Regions from separate parts of the Homo sapiens genome. Here all the other regions are linked to region 2. A link is a loop called in an ENCODE intact Hi-C map of the cell type or tissue named here. Cell type or tissue: PC-9. All regions are shown on one strand. Region 1 overlaps MED12L (mediator complex subunit 12L). Region 2 overlaps MED12L (mediator complex subunit 12L). Region 3 has its middle 12 kb from the start of SERP1. Region 4 overlaps CLRN1 (clarin 1). Region 5 overlaps ERICH6-AS1 (ERICH6 antisense RNA 1).

Region 1 (5,000 bases), 110 kb after region 2:
ACACACATGCTGCTGCAGGAACACTCTGTCCAGTGCAGCCGGTTCCATCTTTTCATTACTCAGGATAAAGCTGGCTTCCTGGGACCCCCAAAGAGAGAAGTGAAAAGGCAGCTCTTCCTGCCACCTTTAGCCTGTCCCTTCTATCCATGTCCTTGAGGCACCCTAAAGATGCAGCTGCCTCCGTGCTCACACTCATCCCAAACAGAGAGATGCCAAGAGGAAGGAAGTGGTCTGAGGCCTCTGAAAAGCAAAGAGAGCAACTCCTCCTCCAGCTGCTCAGAGGTGAGGTCACAAGTGACAGGCTCAGTGAGCATGTGGAAACCAGGGGTCCCACTGTCCACATAACGACTCCTTTGTGTGGATGTCAGGATTTGCCACCTCCATCACCCAGACTAGAAATGGCTCTGAAACACTAAACAAGCAAATAAGTGAGTACATGTTGTAGAAGACATGTACCAGGAATTGAAAAGTGACAAGCATCTGAGTGAATATGGCCAGCAGACACACTGCCTGGCTGCACAGTATTTTAAAATCAGGAAAGTTTACATGCAGATCTTGACATCCAGCTTCTCTTGAAATGTTGGATGATCAGGGAACAGTGGATCCCAAGCAGAATCTAAGAATTTGAGAGGCTTCCCTCTTCAGACAGGGTCTGCCCACTTCCCAGACACCTCAACCCCCACCACCTCCAGGCTGCCTTATACATAGCATCCCCCGACTCATTCCCACTACCTGCCTGGCCACTGTGGGACATGAGCCCTGACCTCAGTATTACCATCTTTATATCTCACACTACTCTGAATGGAAAACTAAGCAGCACAGATCTAGAATAAGGAAACACTCAGGTTTTTGAGATTTTTATTTTCACCTCCCTTGCCATTATACCCAAAAGCCCAGACACAGAAACAGTGGCCAAGGAAATGGGGCGGTAAAGGGCAACAGGGAGGGAGAGTAAAGAATTAGCACATTCCAGGCCAGGTGCAGTGGCTCACGCCTGTAATTCTAGCACTTTGGGAGGCTGAGGTGGGTGGATCACGAGGTCAAGAGTTCAAGAACAGCCTGGCCAACATGGTGAAACCCCATCTCTACTAAAAATAGAAAAATTAGCCGGGCATGGTGGCAGGCGCCTATTAATCCCAGCTACTCGGGAGGCTGAGGCAGAGAATGGCTTGAACTCAGGAGGCAGAGGTTACAGTGAGCCAAGATCACGCCACTGCACTCCAGCCTAGGTGACAGAGCAAGACTCCATCTCAAAAAAAAAAAAAAAAGAAAAAGAAAAAAAGAAATAGTGCATTCCATGTGGAATCAGTGAAGGCACACCACATAGCCTGGCACACCCCAATGTGGGCACAGAATCAGCTCCTACTCCCACTCTCATGACCACAGTCCAACCACAAGGCAGGGCCCAGGCCTCGGATGCCTTCATCCCATGCACTGCAGTTTTCAACAGGCTTTCACCAATACTGAAACTGATTACACACACAAACTTCTCCCATTTAGACAGAAGTTCTCCCCTCCCTACAAGGAAGTAGAGAGGACTGCATTTCCCTGTCGCAGTTCCAGAGAAAAGGGAATTAAGGAATCAAGGAGGGTGAAATTCAGGTTTTCCCAACAGATGTGAAGAAGCAGGCTATGCAACCTGGGGCCTAGGCCTACCTAGACACGACTTCTAGTAACAGCAAACCTCCAACCTATTGCAACTACAGAAGTTGATCATGTTTTATCTATCGTGCTATCTAAATCCTGAATGAATTATGAAAACAAAAAAGGGGAAGTATATTTTAAAGAAGTGAGACCAATTTCTGAATCCTAACCACACGTAACTCCTTATCAGAGAACAGCATCATCACATTAGTTCTTCCAGTATAATACTAATAATTGCTATATTATTATTGTTAACAATTTTTAAAACATATTTGTATAGTGCCTTATAATTCTCAAAGTGTTCATGTTTCCTTAGAGAAAAAAAGGGCAAGTACTCTATGCCTACTTAACCAGGAAGGGCACTATTGCACAAAGCCTTGAGTAACTTACTCAAGATCACCAGCTGATCAGTTAACATGATGCTGCAGCACATGCATGAATTCCAGAAATACGCAAAGTGACTCTGCAGTCAAGAAAACAGGGCTGGGCACGGTGGCTCATGCCTGTAATCCCAGCACTTTAGGAGGCCAAGGCGGGTGGATCACTTGAGGCCAAGAATTAGAGACCAGCCTGGCCAACATGGTGAAACCCAATCTATACTAAAAATATAAAAATATTAACCGGGCGTGACGGCAGGGCACCTGTAATTCCAGCTACTTGGAAGGCTGAGGCAGGAGAATTGCTTGAACCCAGGAAGTGGAGGTTGCAGTGAGCCAAGATCACGCCACTGCACTCCAGCCTGGGAGACAGACAGAGACTCCGTCTCAAAAAAAAAAAAACAAAAAAAAAAAAAAACAAAGAAAAAGAAAACAGTAACCCCTGTTAAGGAGTAAATAGAGAGATAAAACTTGATTACATATACATATATACCTTGATGCATATACCATACATACAGATACCAACGACATATTTTAAAAATTAATTTAGTCCAGGCACACTGGCTCACACCTCCCAGCACTTTGAGAGTCCAAGGCAGATGGATCACTTGAGGCAAGGAGTTTGAGACCAGCCTGACTACAAATAGAAAAATTAGCTGGACACAGTAGTATGTACCTATAATCCCAGCTACTGGGGAGGCTGAGGCATGAAAATTGTTTGAACCTGAGAGGCAGAGGTTGCAGGGAGCCAAGACAGTACCACTGCACTCTAGCCTGGGCAACAGACTGAGACTGTCTTGGAAAAATACTAATAATAATTTAATGTTAAGTATTACAGAAGGATCCATCTATTTTGTTATCCTTTTTGCCAGACTATTAAGAAAAGGTGACCAATCTGAATTATGGGTTGAAAACGTAGTTTTCATCAAGTCTTTCTGAAGTTGAGTCAACATTCAAAATAATTACTGCTAAATGGGGCAACACTGATGGCCCTTCCAGAAATGTGCGTGCCTAGAGCCTCCAGGACTCTCAGTCCTGAGCACATGTCGCCCTCTGGTGGCACGCACCTCTCTGAATCCTGGAGAAGTCACTCAGGTAGGGGAAGCTTCCGGCAGTGATTTCCAAACATTTCCCACACACCCTCTCAGCTCAAAGAGTTTTTTTAGTAAAAACTTTCAACACACACTTATTTATAACTTCTATACCTATACGATCATAATAATTACATTCATTTCCAGAGACAAAAGAAGCTTTTGAAAATTATAATCTGAACAGAAGTTCTAATAACCTTCTTGCACCCTAATGGCTCATTGCAAGCACCCACTCCGGAGATATCTGTGATTTACAAAGAACCTCACAGTGTGATTTCATTCAGAAAGATTGCAACATAATTTCTGCCCTTGAATTTTTTTGAAAAAACACCCCTATTTTTTTCTTGAGAGTGCTGTAACTTAAGTGTCTGCAGGTGAATGGGGCAATAATCCTGAAGTTAGCCAGTGCATACACTCTGAAGGTATATAGTCAGGCTAACCACAAAACTAAGGTGGTTATGATAATCTTGGTAAAACCCTCACCAGGAAACAATGTAGCTTTTACTCAATACTTAGTGCAAGAAGCTAAACAATCCAAGATCCCCCTGAATTTTGGGTATCCCTACTTTCCTTCCAGATAACTCACCTATATGTATTAAAAATCTTAGTATTCATGAAGTCTTTTATCTAAGAAAGTCTTTACTAAAAACACACTTTAAGGTTTCCACCCAAAAAGAGCACGTAGCACTCTAACTTGCCTCAGTAAGCAGAGGATTATATCAGCATGCTCCACTGAAGTAGGGAGGCATTGCTACTGAACTCGCGATGAATTTAAAAAGCACACTCAATCAGTCCCTTGCTCTCAACGTTCTGAATGATCCTAGCTGGCACCATTAGTCTTGAACCATATCTTTGAGAAGCAGGGTGATCAATCAAAAATTATTCCAAAAAGAATAATAATCTGGAATATGTATCAGGCTCACATAAAGGTAAGAGAAGGAAAGGTTTTTGATGGTGGTTGTTGTTGCTGTTTCATCTTTTCTTTCCACATATGCATTCCCAAAAGCCAGTTGAAATATCAAAGATGCTTGCCATCAGCTAACTAAGGTATTGAAGGTGTCTTAAAACTTAACTCTGCAGTCCTAGTGCCTAGCACAGGCTGGATATTATCATCGGCAGTTTTCATTGTGAAAAGAAGACAAACTTTTTATTTCTCCCCAAATAAGGCTGAGGAAAAAAACAACTGAATATCCTAGTTTTGGGGCAATTCATTCATGAAACAATCTATTGCTAGATATGTGTGAGATAAAAATTATCTGTGATTATCAATTTTAGATATTAACTTGGCTAAGCTATTGTATCCAGTTGTTTGGTCAAACACCAGTCTAGTTGTTGCTAAAAAGATTTTTTTAAGATGTGATTAAGATTTAAATCAACAGACTTTGAGTAAAGCAGATTATGTTCTATAATGTGTGTGAGCCTAATCTAGCCCATAGAAAGTCTTAAAAGACTAAGGTCCCGGCCGGGTGCGGTGGCTCAGGCCTGTAATCCCAGCACTTTGGGAGGCTGAGGCAGGCGAATCAGGAGATCAGGATTCAAGATCAGCATGGCCAACATGGTGAAACCCCATCTCTACTAAAAATACAAAAAATTAGCTGAGCATAGTGGTGGGTGCCTGTAATCCCAGCTACTCGGGAGGCTGAGGCAGGAAAATCACTTGAACCCAGGAGGCAGAGGTTGCAGTGAGCCGAGATTGCACCACTGCACTCCAGCCCAGGTGACAGTGTGAGACTCTGTCTTTAAAAAAAAAAAAAAGACTGAGGTCCCCAGAGGAAGAAAGAATTCTGCCTCCAGACTGCCTATGGACTCAAGACCGCCACATCAGTTCTTCCTTGAGTCTCCAGCCTGCCCTGAATATCTCAAATTTGCCAGCCCCATAATCATGTGA
Region 2 (5,000 bases):
CTGCAGGCCACAACTAAATGAAAAGCTGATCAGGAGGTAGAGCCATGTGAGGGCACAGAGTACTCTAACTACAACAGCGGGGTCACAGGAAGTCTGTGATTCTCCTGAGAGAGACTGATGATTGCAAAGCCCAATCAAGTAGAAGGTGGGCTCTGAATAAATCCTCCTATCATAACCACACACCATCATACAACTCACCTCTCTTAGTTCATTCCTGCTGCTGTAACAAAATACTTTAAACTGGGTAATTTATAAACAACAGAAAGGTCTTGCTCACAGTCCTGAAAGCTGGGAAGTTCAAGATCAAGGAGCCAACGGATTCCATGTGAGGTGAGGACCTATTCCTCATGGATGGTGCCCTGTGTCCTTACATGGCGGAAGGTCAAAGGGCCTCTTTTATACAACCACTGATCCCATTCACAAGGGCTCTACCCTCATGGCCTAGTCACCTCCCAAAGGCCCCACCTCTTAATACCAACACATTGGGGATTAGATTTCAATATGTTTTTTTCTTTTATTTTTTTTTTATTTCAATAGGTTTTTGGGGGAACAGGTGGTGCTTGGTTACATGGAGAAGTTCTTTAGCGGTGATTTTTGAGATTTTGGTGCACCCATCACCCAAGCAGTGTACAATGTACCCAATGTGTAGTCATTTATCCCTGGCTCCCCTCCCATCCTTTCCCGAGTGCCCAAAGACCACTGTATTATTCTTTTTTTTTTTCTTTGAGACAGAGTCTCACTCTGTCACCCAGGCTGGAGTGCAGTGGCGCAATCTCTGCTCACTGCAAGCTCCGCCTCCTGGGTTCACGCCATTCTCGTCCTGCCTCAGCCTCCCGAGTAGCTGGGACTACAGGCACCCGCCACCACACCCGGCTAATTTTTTGTATTTTTTAGTAGAGACGGGGTTTCACCGTGTTAGCCAGGATGGTCTTGATCTCCTGACCTTGTGATCTGCCCACCTCAGCCTCCCAAAGTGCTGGGATTACAGGCGTGAGCCACCACGTCCGGCCAGTCCACTGTATTATTCTTATGCCTTTGTATCCTCATAGCTAAGCTCCCACTTATAAGTGAGAACATATGCTTGGTTTTCCATTCCTGAGTTACTTCATTAAGAATAATGATCTCTAACTCCATCCAGGTTACTGCAAATGCCATTATTTTGTTTCTTTTTATCAACACATAAATATTAGAGGGACACAAACATTCAGACCACAGCACCACCTCATGACCACTGAGAATTAGACAAGGGTAACCAGCACAGCTGTTCCTTAAATGGCTCATTCAAAGACTAAATATAAAATTTTGGGCTGGGCACAGTGGCTCACGCCTGTAATCCCAGCACTTTGGGAGGCCAAGGTGGGTGGATCACCTGAGGTCGGGAGTTCGAGACCAGCCTGACCAACATAGAGAAACCCTGTCACTACTGAAAATACAAAATTAGCCAGGTGTGGTGGTGCATGCCTGTAATCCCAACCACTTGGGAGGCTGAGGCAGAAGAATCACCAGAACCCGGGAGGCGGAGGTTGTGGTGAGCTGAGATCACGCCATTGCACTCCAGCCTGGGCAACAAGGGCGAAAACTCTGTCTCAAAAAACAAACAAACAAACAAACAAACATACATAAAAAATTTGGCCTCACTGATTCTTCATTCTGATTAAACTAACAGGTCCACACATAATAGCCTAAGAATAACTGTTGTGCTCAAATTATTAATTATAAAGATATGCAGCTCTCTACAGCATTAATTGCCTAAAACCACTATTCTAGTCAGGCCACCAAGGAAATTAAATTACCAAGATAACCACACAACCCTCCCACAACCCAGAACTAAAAATAAGTGTGCTTAGCTAAAATCATTTGCTGGGCAGAGATGACTGATCTACATAATGTCAGGTGCGGCTTATTCTTTGGGTAGAAAAAAAAAAACAAACAAAACTCTACATGTGATCACCCATAGCACTTCCTTTGATTTCAGTTAACCCTCAGTCAAGTTCCCTGAAAAGTCAACACCACAAATCTTTCCTTAAACTTGCTGAGGCCATGCTCCTCCCACACATCGTGGCAGGATGACAAGCAGCACTGTTTATCAGAACAACTGTGGGAAAGTTTATCTGACAAAAACGAAGTATGTTCTTACATTCATTAAGTTTCATTCCAGCTCACTCAGTGACTTCCCAAGGCCTGTTTTCCTAACTTGTTCTATCACTGTATTAAAAAGCTGAGCAGTTAGGGTACTGAGTAAATAAACTGTCTGATAAAGCGGCGTGTCATCCTCTTAGTTACCTGTCCTAAGTTGAATCATTATGCAGGTCAGGGATTCAGACATCTACAAAAGGGATTCAAAAGTGTACAACTACAAGTGATTAGATGATTTAATACACTTGGGATAATATTATTTAAAATATTCATAGTCATTGTTCTCAGATAATTTCCATTATCTCATTTATCTTTACTTGCAGAACCAGAGCACGGAGTTGGAGAATATTCTCTGTCTTCCCCATATTTTGGTTACAGATATTCAATTAACAAATACTTCTGAGTATGTACTATGGTAGTGAACATCACGGGTACAAAACAAAGCCAGCAAGGACGGCTAGGCATGATACAGAAACACAGGCCACATCAGAAGAATAATGACAACACTGAGGTATTAGGGACATGTCTAAAGACGTGGTGAGTCTTGCAAGCAAATGGGAACAACAGGAAGATAATCAGAGATGACACATTTGTGAGACCTCAAGGTGAAAAAGAAAATGCTTTCCTCTGCTTCCTCAGCATCTTTCCAAAAAAAATACTGAAAAGAGAAAATACACATACAAAAGTTTTTGTTTTGTAACAAAGTTCTAAATTCTGATTCTTTGCTAACATCAGTCGAGATTCAGTCCTTCTGATTTTCAAGATTTAAACCCAATCTAATGCTAGCAATACAGAAAATCTGTTTGCACACTTCAACTAATTGGGATTAGACAATCAACCATGACTCAACGTTAGTATCCACACCAAAGTGAGGTTTTGTGAACTGCCTACAATACATGTACAAATTGCACCTATTAATTTTTTTAAAAACTGTTACTTCTTTCAATCTACCAGAAGGGGGTGATATTGTACCAGGCATTTGTTTCTCCATTGTAATTCTCAGATGAAGGCAAGTGCACAATTGCCAATGAAGTCCCATGTCCTGTCATTCATTGCAAGAGGTTTAACAAAAAGGCATTATTTTATAATGTGGTGACTTATCTCACATCTTAATGATGTAATTTCTGCCCCCTTTCTCCACTACTCTAAATCAACAAGCTGGTAGAACTGAATGCTTCACATAGGGAAACATAAAAAGGCATGTCTGCATTCAATGTTTTCCTATCAGATTACAATTTTTTCAAAACACTTTTTCAATTATTTTACTACAAAGCTCAAAAACTTTACAGCACACTAAATTAGGAAGTCCTGAGCGTGACATTTTGGATCCCCGACATTACGCGCTCCTCCACCTTTGCTGGCTTTCCTAACATTAAACCTTGGCTCACATCATTCTTTTAATACAGTACTAAGTTGACTTTCACCCCCATTCTACAAGTAAAAGAGCCATCCAACAAGAAGCATTTTGGATGCTAGTTCCTTCAGAGATCCTATAGAGGACAATTTCCAAATATGCTTCCTTTAAATATCCTTGTACACTGTACTTTCATAAAATGTTTACACCGGGCCTTTACTAAAATCCTCTACATTCTTACGTCAACATCTTTCTCAACAACCAGTGGAATCCTTTCGGCAGCCATGCCCCCCAACACATACAAAACACACACACACAATTATAAATAACTTGCCAGCAAAACAAACAAACAAACAAAAAAAAACAAAAAAAAACTAAATTATATAACCCAGCAAATATCTGCTATGGTTAAAATAAATTCATTGAAAATGTTCATATTTATCTGAAAATCCATCAATAGGTACTGATTAAACAAATTATGGAATACTACAAAGCTACGAAAAAGAATAAGGTCTATACAGGGCTCACATGAACAAGTCTCCAAGAGAGCAAGTGGGGATGAGGCCGGATGCGCTAGTGTCTTACTCACTATGCTCAATAAAGCAACCAGGGAAAGGCAGGGGAAGGGCAGTAACAATGAAGTTGTCTCTGTACTTACTTTAAAGAAAAATGATTTCAAAAGACATATGGTAACAATTATGCATAGGTGAATTCCGGGGTAAGGAGCAAAATAGGACATTTATGGAATCAAAATGTAAGCCAGCCAGCTATTTATGCGCAGTCGATGACGGCCTGGATAGAAACTGACTGGAAACAGTTACAGACATATTTGGGGATTACGTGTGTTAAACTCATTCTATTTGTAGTATGAATACACAAGGGATGTTTATATATAACCAGTCCTATTACTAATAAGGCAGAGTCCTGTCTCTAAATGGTATTGGAGAATGTGTGAGCACGTGGGGTGGGCTAGGGGTGGTTGTCATATCAGGGTTATGTTGAGGGCTCTGAGAAAAAGATTAGTCAGGAGGAAATCACAGTACTTTAATCTTAGGATTCCACCAAAGGAAATGGGAATTCAGAACTATTTAGCATAAATCAAAACACCACAGATAAAAGGAAAATATTGACTATTTTAGATTTTGTTTTTTAAAAGATTCTTGCACACAAGGACCAGGCCCTCTATTATTTTAATTATAATGTCGTTATTGGCTATGTTGTATTATGCCTGGTGTCTAGTGTTGAAAAGAGTCATTACCTACGTTGCTAAAAGTCATAATAAAATATCTTTTTATTTTTTATTTATTTATTTTGAGACAGAGTCTCACTCTGTTGCCCAGGCTGAAGTACAGTGGCGCAATCTCAGCTCACTGCAACTTCCACCTCCCGGGTTCGAGTGATTCTCCTGCCTCAGCCTCCTGAGCAGCTGGGATCACAGGCGAACTCCACCATGCCCAGCTAACTTTTTTTTTTTTTTTTTTTTTTTTTTTGTATTTTTGGTAGAGATAGG
Region 3 (5,000 bases), 750 kb after region 2:
CAAATGTGGTGGCTCATGCTTGTAGTGCCAGCTACCTGGGAGGCTGAAGTGGAAAGATCGCTTGGGAGGTCAAGGCTGCAGTGAGCTGAGATCACACTACTGCACTCCAGCCTGGGTCACAAAGTGAGATTCTGTCTCAAAATAAGTAAACAAAATGGAATTTGATTTTATACCTTCCTCATTTTCAAATAAACTTAGATTTACAGAAAGGTTGCAAAGATAGCATAGAAAGTTCCTGTATATCCTTTACTCCAATTCCCCTAATATTAACATCTTATTATATCCATGGTATATTTTTCAAAACCAAGAAATTAACAGTACAGCAATAATAGTTTAACTAACTTAGGACTGTATTTGGATTTCACCAATATTCCACTAATGACCCTTTTCTGTTTCTGGATTCCCTCAAAGTTACCACACTTCAATGTAGCCTTCAGTCTTTTTGTTTGTTTGTTTGTTTGTTTTTGTTTTTTGGGGTTTTTTTTAGAGTGTCTCTTTCTGTCACCCAGGCTGGAGTACGGTGGTGCGATCATTGCTCACTGCAGCCTAAAACTCCTGGCCTCAAGTGATCCTCCTGCCTCGGTGTCCCAAAGTGCTGGGATTACAGGCATGAGCCACTGCACCTGGCCCTCTTTTTTGTTTGTTTGTTTTTTAGTAATGAGCAAATTGTGCCTCATATCAGATATCAGATAAAAATTCAGTATGCTAGATTTTTAAATATTTTAATTATAAAAAGTTCAAATATACATGAAATAACATGAGATGTCTACATGTCATTATCAATATGCCACAGTTGTTAAAATTTTGCCATATTTGCTTCAAATCTCTTTTTAAAAATATAAACAAAATGTTACAGGTAGGATGAAAATACCCCTTATTTGCCCCCTAAAGTCAATGTAGGCTATTTACATATTTTTCTGATACTTTTAGAATACATGTATACATTTATAAATAAAACATACCCTTGTACACTTTTAAGATTTAAAGAGGTGGTATCAAACTGTACATTGTCGTATGAAACTTTACACTCAACATCATTTTGAGGTTTCTTCAGTGGATCTGTTTCATTCATTTGAATTGCTTTATAGAGTATACTTTTTATAGATAAGCCACATTTGTTTATCTAACTTCCTTATGAGGGATACTGAAGTTGTTTCCACTTGTTCCCACTTGTTTGCAATGTGGGTTGTAATGAATATGGGTGTTTATATTAATATATTTTCTCCTTGTTTAACTGTATACAGAATTTCTCTAGTCTGGAATTTGGAATGTCTGGGCATGAGGTACATACATCTTCAAATGTATGAGGTATGGTGAAATAGGTTTTCATTTATGTCTTTAATTTTATGTTTGTATCCCTTTAAAAAAAAGCTTTTTTAAAGAGACAGAGTCTTGCTTTGTCACCCAGGCATGTTTAGTGGAGTAGCTCACTGAAGCCTCAAACTGCTGGGCTCAAGTGGTCCTCCTGCGTAAGCCTCCTGAATAGCTAGGACTACAGGTACTCGTCACCATGGCTGGCTAATTGTTTGTACTTCGTTGTAGAGACAGGGTGTCACTATGTTGACCAGGCTGGTCTCAAACTCCTGGGCTCAAGTGATCTTCCCACCTCGGCCTCCCAAAGTGCTGGGATTACAAACAGCCCCTTTGCCCAGCCTTCCTTCCTGTCTTTCAACAATGTTTTGTAGTTTTCAGAATATAAGTTTTGTTCTTGTTAAATTTATTTCTAAGTACATTATTCTTTTTGATTCCATTGTAAGTGGAATTTTTTCCTTAATTTTATTTTCTTTTTGCTCACTGCTACTGTATAGACATTCAGTTGTTTTTGTATATTGATCTTGTACCCTGCAACCTTGTAGAGCTCATTTACTAGTGCTAATAGTTGTTTAGTGAATTAGGATTTTCCACACACAAGATTGATCTGCAAATAGAGATAGTTTTACTTCTTTCCTTTCCAGTCTGAATGCCTTTTCTTTCATTTACTTGTCTAATTACCCTGGTCAGAATTAGCCTCCAGTACAATATTGAATAGACGTGGCAACAGTGGGCTGGGTGCGGTAGCTCACGCCGGTAATCCCAGCACTTTGGGAAGTCAAGGTAGGTGGATCACCTGAGGTCCGGAGCTCAAGACCAGCCTGGCCAACATGGTGAAACCCCGTCTCTACAAAACATACAAAAATTAGCCGGGCATGGTGGTGCACACCTGTAATCCCAGCTACTTGGGAGGCTGAGAGGAGAATTGATTGTACCTGGGAGGCAGAGGTTGCAGTGACCGGAGATCTTGCCACTGCACTCCAGCCTGGGCAAAAAAAAAAAAAAAAAAAAAAAAGCAGCAACAGTAGACATCTTTGTTTTCTTCTGGATCTTAACAAGAACAAGAAAACATTCAGTTGTTTACCATGAAGTATGATGTTAGTTGTGAGTTTTTTGAAGATGCCCTTTTTCAGGTAGAGATTTTGGTTTGCTAGTATCTCTGTAGAATTTTTACATTTATGTTCGTAAGAGATCTTGGTGTAGTTTTCATTTCTTGTTGTGTAGGTTTTGTTATCAGGGTAATACTGGCTTCGTAGAATAAGTCGGGAGTTGTTCTCTTCGGTTTCCTGGAAAAGCTTGTGAAGAATTGGCATGAATTCTTTGTATGTTTTGTAGAATTCACCAATAAAGCCATCTGGGCCTAGGCTTTTCTTTGTGGATAGTTGTTTTGTTACAAATTCAATTTCTTTTTTTCCCCACCTTTAGACAGGGTCTTCCTCTGTAACCTAGGCTGGAGTGCAGTGGCACGATCATGACTCACTGCAGCCTTGACCTCCTGGGCTCAAGCAATCCTCCTATCTCAGCCTCCCAAGTACCTGGGACTACAAGTGTATGTCACCACGCCCAGCTAATTATTTACTTTTTGTTTTGTAGAGATGGGGCCTCGCTATATTGCCCACACTGGTCTCAAACTCTTGGGCTCAAGTGATCCTCCCACCTCAGACTCCCAAAGTGCTGGAGTTACAGGTGTGAGCCACTGTGCCCACCCACAAATTCAATTTCTTTACTTGTTAGAGGTCTGTTCAGATTTTTTGTTTCTTCTTGATTCAGTGTTAGTAGTTTGTGTCTTTTTAGAAATTTGTTCATTTTGTCTGTTATCTGCTTGGCATACAGTTGTTCACAATATTCCTTTATAATCATTATTATTTTGTAACATTAATGGTAACATTTCCTCTTTCATTTGAGCCTTCTCTCTTTTTCTCGGTTAATCTAGCTAAAGGTTTGTCAACTTTGTTGCTCTTTTAAAAGAACCAACTTTCAGGTTTATTAATTCTCTCTATTGTTTTTCTGTACTCAATTTCTTCAATTTCTGCTCTATAGCCCTTGGTATTCTTGACTTGCCTGTGCTGGCATGGAACCTTTGCTATATGAATGGGCTGGAGTGATGGGGATTGGACCCAGTATTCTCAGTAGATTCTGTATCCCACGAGTGGGGGCTGGGTAGAAGAAGGGGGCTCCCACCTTTCGGCTACACCACCCAGAACTTAGCCTTTGCAACAGGTAGCTGGGAAAGGAGGAGAAATGGAGACATGCTGCCCTGATGGGAAGATACTGCAGCCCTCTAGATGGGAGGTGAGGGCAGAGGGAGCCCTGTGTTCTTGGCTGTGTCTACCTGGAGTAGGGTTCCCATCACTCTGAATATGGAAGGGGAAGGAAATTGGTCATGACTCAAATGCCATAGACTCTTACCATTCCTAACTAGTTTTAGTAGGTTTTCTTTTCTTTTCTTTTCTTTTCTTTTTGAGATGGAGTCTCACTCAGTCACCCAGGCTGGAGTGCAAGTGGCATCATCTTGGTTCACTGCAACCTCCTCCTCCTGGGTTCAAGTGATTCTCCTGCCTCAGCCTCCCGAGTAGCTGGGACTATAGGAATGCACCACCTCGCCCAGCTAATTTTTGTATTTTTTAGTAGAGATGGGGTTCCCCCATGTTGGCCAAGCTGGTCTTGAACTCCTGACTTCTCAGGTGATCTGCCTGCCTCGGCCTTCCAAAGTGCTGGGATTACAGGCATGAGTCACAATGCCCGGCCAGTTTTAGTAGGTTTTCTCGAATAAATGTTTCTTCATTTGCTGTATGGCCTTAAGACCATTTCTAGAGAATTTAAATTTTGTTTTTTAATGATTTTCACCAGTTTCATTGTGGAGTGGGTCCATGGAGGTCCTCAGGTTGCCATGCCAGAAAGAGAATCTTAGTGGTTGCTTTTATATTTTTAATTCAGTTTAGTAACTATATATTATATTTTCTTGGTTTTAATATCAAATCTATTAAACTAGGTATATTCAGAGAAATCTAGTTCTTATTTCTTGTTTTCTTTCTTTGAGACAGGGTCTTACTCTGTTGCCCTGGGTGGAGTGCAGTGGCATGATCACAGCTCACTACAGGCAGCTTCTACCTCTTGGGCTCATGTGATCCTCCCACCTCAGCCTCTTGGGTAGCTGGGATTATAGATGTGTGCCACCATGCCGGGCTAATTTTTTGTAATTTTTTTGTGTGTGCTGAGATGGGGTTTCACCATGTTGCCAGGTTGGTCTCCAACTCCTGGGCTCAAGCGAACTGTCCACCTCAGCCTCCCAAATTGCTGGGATTACAGGTGTGAACCACTGTGCCTGCCTTCAGTTCCTATTCTTGTTCTTTCTACTTTCTTGTCTCTTCCTATTGATAAGGTTACAATATTTTGTGAGATTAATATGGCATAACATTCACCCTTTTAAAGTGTACATTTCAGTGGTTTTTAGTATATTTTACAAAGCTATGCAACATCATTACTACCAAATTTCAGAATACTTCATTTCCCCAGAAATAAACTTTGTATCTATCACTCCCTTCCCCATACCTATTGATGTTCATTGCTCCTCCCCCTTCCCCTAACCTCTAGCAACCACAGAATCTACTTTCTCTCTAGATTTGCCTACTCTGGACTTTTCATATAAATGGAATAATACAGTATGTGACCTTTTGTGATTGACTTCT
Region 4 (5,000 bases), 360 kb after region 2:
AGGGAGTAGACTTGCTTTGGTCACTTTTAGATGTGGTTAATTTTGCATATCCTTTTAGTCTGCATATATTAAAGCATCAGGACCCTTCGTGACAATGTTTACAAATTACGTACTAAGGATACAGGCTGGAAAGTAAGGGAAGCAGAAGGAAGGCTTTGAAAAGTTGTTTTATCTGGTGGGAAATTGCTTGACCCAGGTAGTCAAAGGCAGTTGACTAGAATCGACAAATTGTTACTCCATATATATATATGTGTGTGTGTGTGTGTGTGTGTGTGTGTAAGATGTCTTCCTATCAAAAAGATATCAAAGGCACATGGAATATATTTTAATAAAAACAAATAATATCTCTAATATATCCACACATTTGTTGCCAGATTTCAGAAAACTGAGCTGCAATCGCTTTCCTAAAACAGTAGTGTATTAAATGAACATCTATAAAATGTATCAACACACATTTTAAAAAATTTGTTTAAAGTATACTCTTAGGCCAGGCGTGGTGACTCACACCTGTAATTCCAGCACTTCAGGAGGCCAAGGTGGGAAGATCATTTGAGTTCAGGAGTTCGAGTTACAGCCTGGGCAATAAAGTGAGACCCTGTCACTAACAAAATTAAAAAATAAAATAAATATAAAATATAGGCTTTAAAAAAGCATAGTCTTATTAACCATGTCTGTTGGTCAAAATCTGCAAACTCTAAAAGAAGAAAAGAAGAAAAAACCAAGCTTAGGGTATTTTTCCTCCCGTGCCTGAGTCCCAATTACATTCACGACAGTACTTTCAATGAACATAATTGTTAGGACCACTGAGGAATCATGAAAAATGATCTCTGCTTAGTACATTTGATGCAAAATGACTTATTAGGGGCTGTTTTTCTAGCTATAGTGTCTCGAGTACTAATATGCAATTATGAAAATTATATTAAATCTGGGATTATGACGGTATCACTGTATCATCTTGGTCTTGTTCTGGCTGTCACCAAGCATGACCCAGGTCAACTTTTTTTTTCCCCTGAATTACCCATCAAATTGATCTGCAGCTGACTAAAGGCCACAGCTGAGCCTGGAACTGACCCTTCCTTCATCCTCAACCTGCTGTCCTCCAGAAAGCACCAAGGAAAAAGCAGAGAATGACAGCAAACAGATCACTAGGCCTCTGACCACAGGTGCTGAGTACTCAGCAGCCCTCATATAATAGGTTTGAAAGTACTCCTTAAAATAAAACACTGTTTCCCTTTGGAACTATTTACAAGGATGAAACAACCGTATACCTGAGAAATAACTTGCTCTGGTGTCAATTCGCTATTCGCCAGCAGACATCAGAACACACCGAGTTTCCAGATGCTGGTTTTTCCCCTTAAATCAGGAAATACACCTGGACAATTTCTAGAAGACTACAATTCAGTCTAGCCACAAAGGGGATTTTTTTTTTTTGGTAACAGGCTAGAGCCCGGTTCTGTAAGTCTTTAGCTGAAATGGTCCAGTACAAAAGCACTGGAAATGAGTGGGCTAGGAGGACAAGGACCGTCTCCTGCGTGAGGAGTTGGTTGGAGGTCCCCAAGGCCAGGTACCCCCTGCACTCTTATTGGATTCCTCTCTGTCTTCTTGGAGTTTTGAAAAACTCCTTCGAACACCAGGCTTTTTTCTTTAGAAAACAAGTCTCCAATCGTTCTCTGTTCCGTAGAAAGAGAAAGAAAACCTGGAGCAGCTGCTGAAAAATCTAATGAGGAACTAAGAGGCAAACCCACCATGTTCCCTGGCTGGAAAGGAGAAGCAGGGCTGTGACAGACACTCAAAAGGTCCCTGCAGAGCACACCGCACACAAAATAAAGCAGGAAACAACCCGGCACCAGCAGCACCGGTCTCCCTCTCTTCTCGCAGATGAAACGCATAGTCCCCAGGCCTATGGGGAGCCCTTAGAAGAAGGGTCTGGCCAGGACGCTCATAGGCGGCTCCCACTCGGTGGGAATCAAAGGCCCCGGGAATGACATTCGTTTTGCTGGGACCCGCCCTCCTTCCCCAGGTGGCAGCTAGCCTTCTCACAAGGTCGCGGGGCCCCCTGCTGGCCCTGGGGAGGCGAACACCATGCCAGGTGGGGAGCCTGTTTAATTGTCTCAGACACCTTCATGTCATCAGTGAGAACATCAGTGCTGATGATGCTGCCAGAAAGAATGGCAAGAAGAATGTATGAACATCACCCTAGGTTTGTCCAGGTGGACCCAGCCAAGGCAAGACGTGTTCACCGGAAGAGGAGCAAGCTTCAGAATGAAGCGAAAACAGATGCAGATGGTGCATTAGAATGAAGAGGAGGGGCACTCCTTACATCCGGGCGTCTTACAGTTGGCAGAGGTCTTTTGCTCTTGCGGTCGCATCTGTTCCTCCAGGGAAGCTGCTTCCGTGTCACATTCCAGGTATTCAGGGCCCCTCAATGAGGCCAGAGTATCATACGTGTACACAATCAAGGCAAGGGACAGTGCTATTATTCTCCTCTCCCTCTTGCCCCTTTACCTGGCAAGAGGCTAGGAGAGGGAGACCACCACCCCTTCTTAACCCTGGTGGAGACAGAGGGTGCACTCTGGCAGCGGTAGGGTGCACCAGCTCCAAGGTAAGCGTGGCTTGCTGCTAGAATGGATATTTGTCCCAATCATTTACCTAGAGAAACCTGAATGAGAACAGAGGCGTAGACTCCAGAGGGTGGAAAGTGGGGCGGGGGTGGGGGGAGGATTAACTTCCCTCTCGATTTTCCTCACCCTCTCCCCTTCCAATAAGATCCAGTGTAGTTAAAACAGTGCATCTGTTATAATAGAAATGCTGCTTCAAGACCAGGCCAAAGCCCGGCCGTGTTTCTCTAACGGCCTTGCTGCCCCTCATCCCTTCTATTTACATATCCTGGGGCCTGTACTAGTTCAGTGCTCAGTGTCTGCTCTAGAGACATGCCCATTTTCAAGCCCCATCAACGTGGCAGTTGGTCCCGGCTCAGGGCTGATGGGCCACCACCATCAGTGACAAGGGACACAGCAATGCTGGTCAATTTAAAGGGCAGACAGAAAGACTGGGCGGGACTGGGGTTTCTGCTTGTGGGCCAAAATCCCCCCTTGGAAAAAGCCCTCTTGCTCCTGTAAATACTGATGTAAACCAAATTAAATTATATTTTGATTTACAGACTTAGTGATAAATTCCCACCAAGGCAACCAGACACATCCATGGGTGTCACAGCTCAGAGCTGGGATTTACTAGCTTATGTGGAAAGTCCAAAGACCCAAGTCAGAAATCTCCAGACTCTCCCCTGCCAGTCCTACCGGACAGTATCAGGCAATAGTTATAGAGACCCCAGGGTGGAAGTGAGGTGAGGGTGAGCTATGGTGCAGTTAAAAGGCAAGTGTCTTAAGAGATTGTTTCTTTGCTTGAATCTTGGTCTGAGGGATTTTGACCCACTCTGAAAGCAGTAGACAGAATGAGTTACAAGTTTGTGCACCCCTCATTCAGCAAAAGTCCACTCTTCCCTCTGTGAGCCACGAACCCGACTGAAGAGAAGAGTGAGAGACTTGGGAATTCCTGCTAGCGGTGTTCTCTCTCTCCCTCCTCTGGTATAGTTTGTCAGTGGGTTCGCAGAGGAGGAGGCTTGGGCCCCTCAAGTAATCTAAGCCAGTGCCCTACCAGAAACGTGCAATTTCAGGGCACGACATCTGCCACCCTGTTGTTGCACTCTCCTCAGGTTCCAATTTATCATGAACTTTGCAAAAAAGGGTAGCATAGCTAATCCAGAGGTGTGGATTCCGGGATGCCATGGCTGTCTGATTTGCACTTAAATTTGCCATCTTTCTATTTAGCCAAGTGTAATGAATAGTGTGCCTTAATATAGGGAAGGACGGTGTCTGCTGCACATCCCAGGCCAGAAGCTCCAAGAGAATCAGCTGTATAGACTTTCATTTGCTGCCATATAGCTGCCCCCTTTGCCCTACTCCTCTGCAGTCACCCTTTCACCCATGGAAATTCGATGTGCTCTTCACCAGTTTCCTCTTCTCTGGAGCACAGTTAAACAGCTAAAGTACATTTCCCAGTCTCCTTTGGAGTTGGGGCCATGTGAGTGTGGCTGTACCAATGACATGTTGGTTGAAGTGACCTGTGCCATTTTCAGGCCTGGCCCTGAAAAACATCCCATGCAATCCTCCAGCTCTCTCTTCTTCTGGTGCTGCATGCAGCCTTGGAATCTGTGAGATCCAGACGGAAGGCTGCAAAACTGGGGCGGGCCTCCTGCCCTGCACTAGAGTACAAGAGTAGTAAATAAACTTTCTCTGTAAAGCCACTGATTTTTGGTGATTGTGACTGTAGCTTAGTCTAATTTAGCCTAGCCTAGCAAACAGGAACCCATTCTCCAAGAAAGCTCTTCTGCTGCCTGCCAGGGAGATGCTTCTCTAGGGCTCCCAAGGCACAGTCTATGCCAGTGCACCTTGCACCGTCTCCACTTGCTCCTCTCTGTGCCTCTGTCCTTTGTGGCCCTCTGGTCACATTACCCATCACCCACTGAAATGAAGACCGGAGAGTGAATTGTCTACATCAATAACTAAAGAGTAAATAAACACTTTTGCTTATGCTGCTGTCCTTCAAGATTCTTTCCAAATATGGGTTAATAAACCCTTTTTCATTATTCAAAAAGGATCTATCTTGCATCTCCTACAGATGTAGCTGTGTGTAAGGCACCAAATATTGGGATGGCTAATGTAAAAAGGGTAAGAATACATTTTTTTCTTGATTTTTGGCTGAGAGCAGAGAATAATATCCTCTAAAACTTTCTATCTTTAGTTTCTGTTTAAAACTTCAGTATAGTATTAAGAAAAGGCTTTTTAAGTTTACCCATAATAGGAAAATCTGATGAAATTTTGTAACAAAGGAAATCATTTAAAAAAAAAATTATCCTAGAGTTTCAGTTTTCACAAAATGCTATAAGAACTCTGTTACTTAATTAAATAATACTGAAAAAAAACTTAAAAAGAATGTATCAA
Region 5 (5,000 bases), 560 kb after region 2:
AAACAAAACAAAACAAAACAAAATATTATCTTAGTAAAAACAATGCAAGTCACCTCCTGCTCCTCTCATTAATCAGTTGCCATGCTTAAGCCACTCTATAGAAATACTAAGCACCCAGTCAGGTGCAACTGTCTCTCTTACCCTTCTATGAGGAAACTCCAATAAATAAATTGTTTTAATGTTTAGATCTCTGTGTCCATCTTTAAGATAAAAAAAAAAAAGGCGAAGCTTAGGAACCTTTAAGGAAGAAACCAGTCAAGGTGGCTCATGCCTGTAATCCTAGCACTTTGGGAAACCAAGGCAGGAGGATTGCTTGAGTCCAGAAATTTGAGACCAGCCTAGGCAGCATAGCATAGACCCTGGAAAGAAAAGAAAAGAGAAAGAAAAAAGAGAAGAGAAAAGAAAAGAAAAGGAAGCAGGGGGAGAGAGAGAGAGAAAGAGAAAGAAGATAGGAAGGAAGGAAGGAAGAAAGGAAGGAAGGAAAGAAGGAAGGAGAGAAGGAAAGAAAGAAAGAAAGAAAGAAAGAAAGAAAGAAAGAAAGAAAGAAAGAAAGAAAGAAAGAAAGAAAGAGAAAGAAAGAAAAAGAAAGAAAGACAAACCAGTCAAGAGGGCCCTCCTTGTTCAATCCATAAGGAGTCTTCAGATGATAGGGAAGTTCCATTCTAATTTCCAAAAAGACTTAGAGGAATTATTCTCTGATTTGCCACTATTCAGAACAGTCTGGGAAGCATTTCCCTATCTCCTCCTGACTCTGGTGGCACACCTATATGAAAATCTGCCATGGTTGCTGTCTTTGTCCTTTTGTGGTAAATTAGATTTTCTTGAACAGTCAAAGATCAAAGGCAAGATGAGAGATTAAGATTTATTTTCTTATATGAGTCATAGCCTGGATCACCAAACAGAGTTCACCAAATGTTTTGAGCAGCGATGACATGACTGAGACAAGATTATGGAGTTCTGGTGTGACGTTTAATTAAAACTCTTCATCTGATCAAGGGCACTGTCACTGTTGGTGACAATGTAAATTACCCATCACCCAGAAATTCTGCCTCTGGGAATTTATCCTAAGACACTAATAAAGAATGTGGGCTTACACTTAGCTACACGAATATTCACCAGACTGCTCTTTAAAAAAAGCAAAAATTGAGAAACAGCTTAAATTCCCAAAAGAAAGGGATTAGTTTTAAAAAAAAAAAAAAGATAGATGTAGGGCTGGGCATGGTGGCTCACACCTGTAATCCCAGAACTTTGGGATTCCAAGGCAGGTGGATCACTTGAGCTCAGGAGTTCAAGACCAGCCTGGGCAACATGGCAAAACCCTGTCTGTACCAAAAATACAAAAAATTAGCTGGGCATGGTAGTGCACGCTTGTGGTACCAGCTACTCAGGAGGCTGAGGTGGGAGGATGAGGCCAAGGTTGCAGCGAGTCAGATCACGCCACTGCACTCCAACCTGGGTGACAGAGTATAGACACCATCTCAAAAAAAATTTTTAAAAGATAGGTGTTCCATGCTGCCATAAATGTAAACACTATATATATGTACACACACACATATATTTATATATTATACTCTGACATAAGGTTAAAAGAATCTGTAGTATTCCCCAGGTTAATATTGGATGGATGGGATTATGAATATTTTAGATGTTCTTTTTGCATGATTTTCACATTATGAGCATGAACTTTTATAATCCAGAAAAATAATGAAAAATATTCACTGGTTAGGGGTGCAGTTTAGAGTCCCATTGCTCAGGCATAAAGTGAGCATAAATTTCCCTCTTTTTCTGTCTGCAGCTCATGAAGCAGTTTAGTCCAACAGACATTATCCAGCTTCTCTAGGGCATGCCCAGCACTGCAAACTGCTGGGGATGCAAAGGTGAAGATGGGGTACGTTTCCTGCCCCTGAGGGACTCAGGCCGAGTGAGCCCATATACACCTCAACAGAAATGCACTGGACATCTCAGGGAAGCCTAGAATTTGAAGCACTCCTGGGCCTCCCAGAGACTAGATATTACATTAAAGTGCGTTGTAAGGCAGCACTATACTAATGTAGGCTTCCAAATGCCTCCCATCGGAGGAACCGGCTCACGGGAGAAGCTAAGTGCTCTCAGGAGAGCTGGGGTGTGGAGTGAACAGCACGTGAGGAAATGGTTATGTGACATCTTTATGGCAGGCACATACAGGCAGGATTTTTTAAAATGCCGCAGCTATCCTTCCAGTAGGAATACTCATCCGATAGAGTAATAATACTTCCCTCCTATAGGAGAATACTACAAGACACTATATTAAAGGAAGACATTTCACTTTCCTTTGATACTAGACATCTTCTATCTTCTTGTCTGAATTTCAAGTGTGCTGATGCCGATTTTCTTCATTGCAATTGCATGCTTCCCTCTAGTGTTCGTCTATATTATTACACCCTGTTGTAATAGGTTGAAGATGGAGGGGAGGGAGGTCTGGGGGAAAGTAAATGTATAGGGCATGGGATAGAACTGTCGAAAGCATGCAAACAATAGCCACTTAAATGGTGAAACATAATCAATGGTCCAATTTTTTCTGTAACAATAAAAAATGTTCTTGTTTTGGGTCGGAATAACGACAGCTAATATTTATTTATCATGTGCCAGGCACAATGCTAAGAGCATTGCAGGTATTAAATCATTTAATCCAATAGAAGAAATAAGACGTAGTGTTTCATAGATCACTAGGGTGATTATAGTTTAGAATAACCTATTGTATATTTCAAAATAGCTAAGAGAATAATACAAATGTTTCCAGCAAAAAGGAAGGACAAGTATTTAAGGTGGTGGCTGTCCCAATTACACTGATTTGTTCTTAACAAGTTATATAAATATATTAAATTATCATATGTACCCCCAAAACACATATATCTATTATGTATCAATAAAAAATAAAATTCAAAAAAATTTCATCCAACAATCCAAAGAGGGAAGAACTATTAGCTGCTCTGCGCATGTGCAGTGCTTCAATGTCACATCAAAACAAAGCAAAATCAGGGAAGAGAGTGGTTAACGGGCTACAGAGCAACATGCCTAAGTTTTGTTGTGACTTCTGCAATACATACCTCACCCACGACTCTCCATCTGTGAGAACCTACCATTGCAGTGGAAGGAAACACAAAGAGAATGTGAAAGACTACTACCAGAAATGGATAGAAGAGCAGGCTCGGAGCCTGGCTGACAGAACAAAGACTGCATCTCAACAAGGAAGAACACCTCCTACTCTGTTCTCTGTTCCTCCTCCTGCAGGAGCGATGATCCAACCTCCCCCCAGTCTCTTCCTGTTCCTCACCAGGTATGATGCCAGCACCCCAGCTGGGGGGCCCTCCCATGATGCCAATGATGGCCCCCCCCTCCTCCTGGATGATGCCAATGGGATGTGCTCCTGGAATGAGGCTGCCCATTGGAGGTGATATCATTTGGCTCTGTGTCCCCACTCAGATCTCACCTTGAGTTGTAATAATCTTCACATGACATGGGAGGGACACGGTGGGAGGTAATTGAATCATGGGGGTGGGTTTTTCTCATGCTGTTCTCGCGATAGTGAATAAGTCTCATGAGATCTGATGGTTTTATAAAGGGGACTTCCCCTGCACACGCTCTCTTGCCTGCTGCCATGTAAGATGTCCCTTTGCTCTTCCTTTGTCTTCCGCCATGATTGTGAGTACTCCTTAGCCATGTGGAACTGTGAGTCCATTAAACCTCTTTCCTTTATAAATTATCCAGTCTCAAGTTGTCTTTATTTGCAGCATGAGAACAAACTAACACAGGAGGCCACATGCCAATGATGCCTGGGCCCCCAGTGATGAGTCCTCCCACCCTCCCACAATGGTGCCCACTTGGACCCAAATGACTCGACCAGACAGATAAGAGTAGAGGGGAGGCCTCTTTAGATCAGTTTTATATTACTTGTTCTGCTTCACAAGGAGATCATGGTGCTGTGACTCTGGGTATTTTCTTAATAGCATGACAAAGAAGACTTGCTCCTCCTTCCTATCAAAGAGAGAATAGTATTAGACGGGAGAAGTGGGACCAGAAAAAGTGCAGTTTTCATTTGTATTGTGAAATGTGAAAATAAAATTATCGACTCTATCAGTTAAAAAAAAGAAAAGCAAAATCAAGGGGCATATGATGGACAGAGAAAGGAATATCAGAATGAAGATACACGCAGATGGCAGGGTCAGTGCTCTATACTGCTGTTACATTAACTGTTGTTAATAATATCTGGGTGGGGAGCTTTCAATTTACCCTCAAAAGTAAACCATTTCCTTTCCTTTTTAAAAAACAACTTTTTTAGGATATAGTTCACATACCATACAATTCACCCACTTGAAGTGTACCATTCAGTGGTGTTTAGTATGTTCACAGAGATGTGTAAGAACACCACAATCAATTCTAGATCATGTTCATCACCCCTAAAAGAAATCACACACCCATCAGCAGTCACCGCCCATTTCCCCAAACTCCACCGATTCTAGAAAATCATGACTCTACTTTCTTTACAGATTTGCCTGTTTTGCCTATTGTATATTTCATACAAATAGGATCACACAATACATACATGGTCCTTTGTGACTGGCTGCTTTTCTTTAACATAATGTTTTCAAGGTTCATCCACGTTGTAGCATATATAAGTAATTCATTTATTTTTATCACCAAGTAATATTCCATTGTAAGGACACACTACATTTTAATTATCCATTTATCAGTGTCTGAACTTTAGTAATTTCCTCAGAAGACATAATTTTTTTTATTTTTTTTATTTTTTTTTGAGATGGAGTTTCACTCTTGTTGCCCAGGCTGGAGTTCAATGGCGAGATCTCGGCTCACCACAACCTCTGCCTTTCGGGTTCAAGCGATTCTTCTGCCTCCACTTCCCGAGTAGCTGGGACTACAGGAATGCACCACCATGCCCGGCTAATTTTGTATTTTTAGTAGAGACGGGGTTTCTCCATGTTAGTCAGACTGGTCTCGAACTC

The links. Peaks named below come from ENCODE experiments on the same cell type or tissue, not always from the same donor. Only the 100,000 strongest peaks of a DNase experiment are listed, where the experiment ranks them.
Region 1: it touches region 2 in a loop (19-fold over the local background); 93 of 110 quality-filtered maps call a loop at or near these places.
Region 3: a loop joins it to region 2, with 4 times the contacts of the local background. A loop is called at or near these places in 3 of 110 quality-filtered maps.
Region 4: it touches region 2 in a loop (22-fold over the local background); 8 of 110 quality-filtered maps call a loop at or near these places.
Region 5: a loop joins it to region 2, with 6 times the contacts of the local background. A loop is called at or near these places in 6 of 110 quality-filtered maps.

Annotation. Positions count from the first base shown.
Region 1 is chr3:151,166,546-151,171,545 of GRCh38, reverse strand. All of the region lies in intron 11 of MED12L (mediator complex subunit 12L), which reads right to left. Among named protein-coding and RNA genes, the nearest start is that of GPR171, 34 kb to the left of the region's middle. In PC-9, CTCF peaks have their summits at 2,880 and 3,080 (motif pointing left); a DNase peak (open chromatin) is centred at 3,065.
Region 2 is chr3:151,281,213-151,286,212 of GRCh38, reverse strand. All of the region lies in intron 16 of MED12L (mediator complex subunit 12L), which reads right to left. Among named protein-coding and RNA genes, the nearest start is that of P2RY14, 5.2 kb to the right of the region's middle. RefSeq lists a silencer at 1,898-2,192. In PC-9, CTCF peaks have their summits at 2,872 and 3,079 (motif pointing right); a DNase peak (open chromatin) is centred at 3,102; H3K27ac peaks cover 1,192 bases.
Region 3 is chr3:150,531,881-150,536,880 of GRCh38, reverse strand. No RefSeq gene overlaps it. Among named protein-coding and RNA genes, the nearest start is that of SERP1, 12 kb to the left of the region's middle. RefSeq lists a silencer at 2,193-2,312. In PC-9, no CTCF peak of the experiment used is centred here; no DNase peak of the experiment used is centred here.
Region 4 is chr3:150,922,910-150,927,909 of GRCh38, reverse strand. CLRN1 (clarin 1) reads left to right here. Exons shown (of 3, transcript NM_174878.3): 3 at 1-1,343. Among named protein-coding and RNA genes, the nearest start is that of MINDY4B, 20 kb to the right of the region's middle. RefSeq lists an enhancer at 1,504-2,004. In PC-9, CTCF peaks have their summits at 1,853 and 2,054 (motif pointing left); no DNase peak of the experiment used is centred here; H3K27me3 peaks cover 444 bases.
Region 5 is chr3:150,718,883-150,723,882 of GRCh38, reverse strand. ERICH6-AS1 (ERICH6 antisense RNA 1) reads right to left here. Exons shown (of 3, transcript NR_121675.1): 3 at 3,737-4,014. It also overlaps the pseudogene SNRPCP3. Among named protein-coding and RNA genes, the nearest start is that of ERICH6, 17 kb to the right of the region's middle. In PC-9, a CTCF peak has its summit at 2,398 (motif pointing left); DNase peaks (open chromatin) are centred at 832 and 2,382.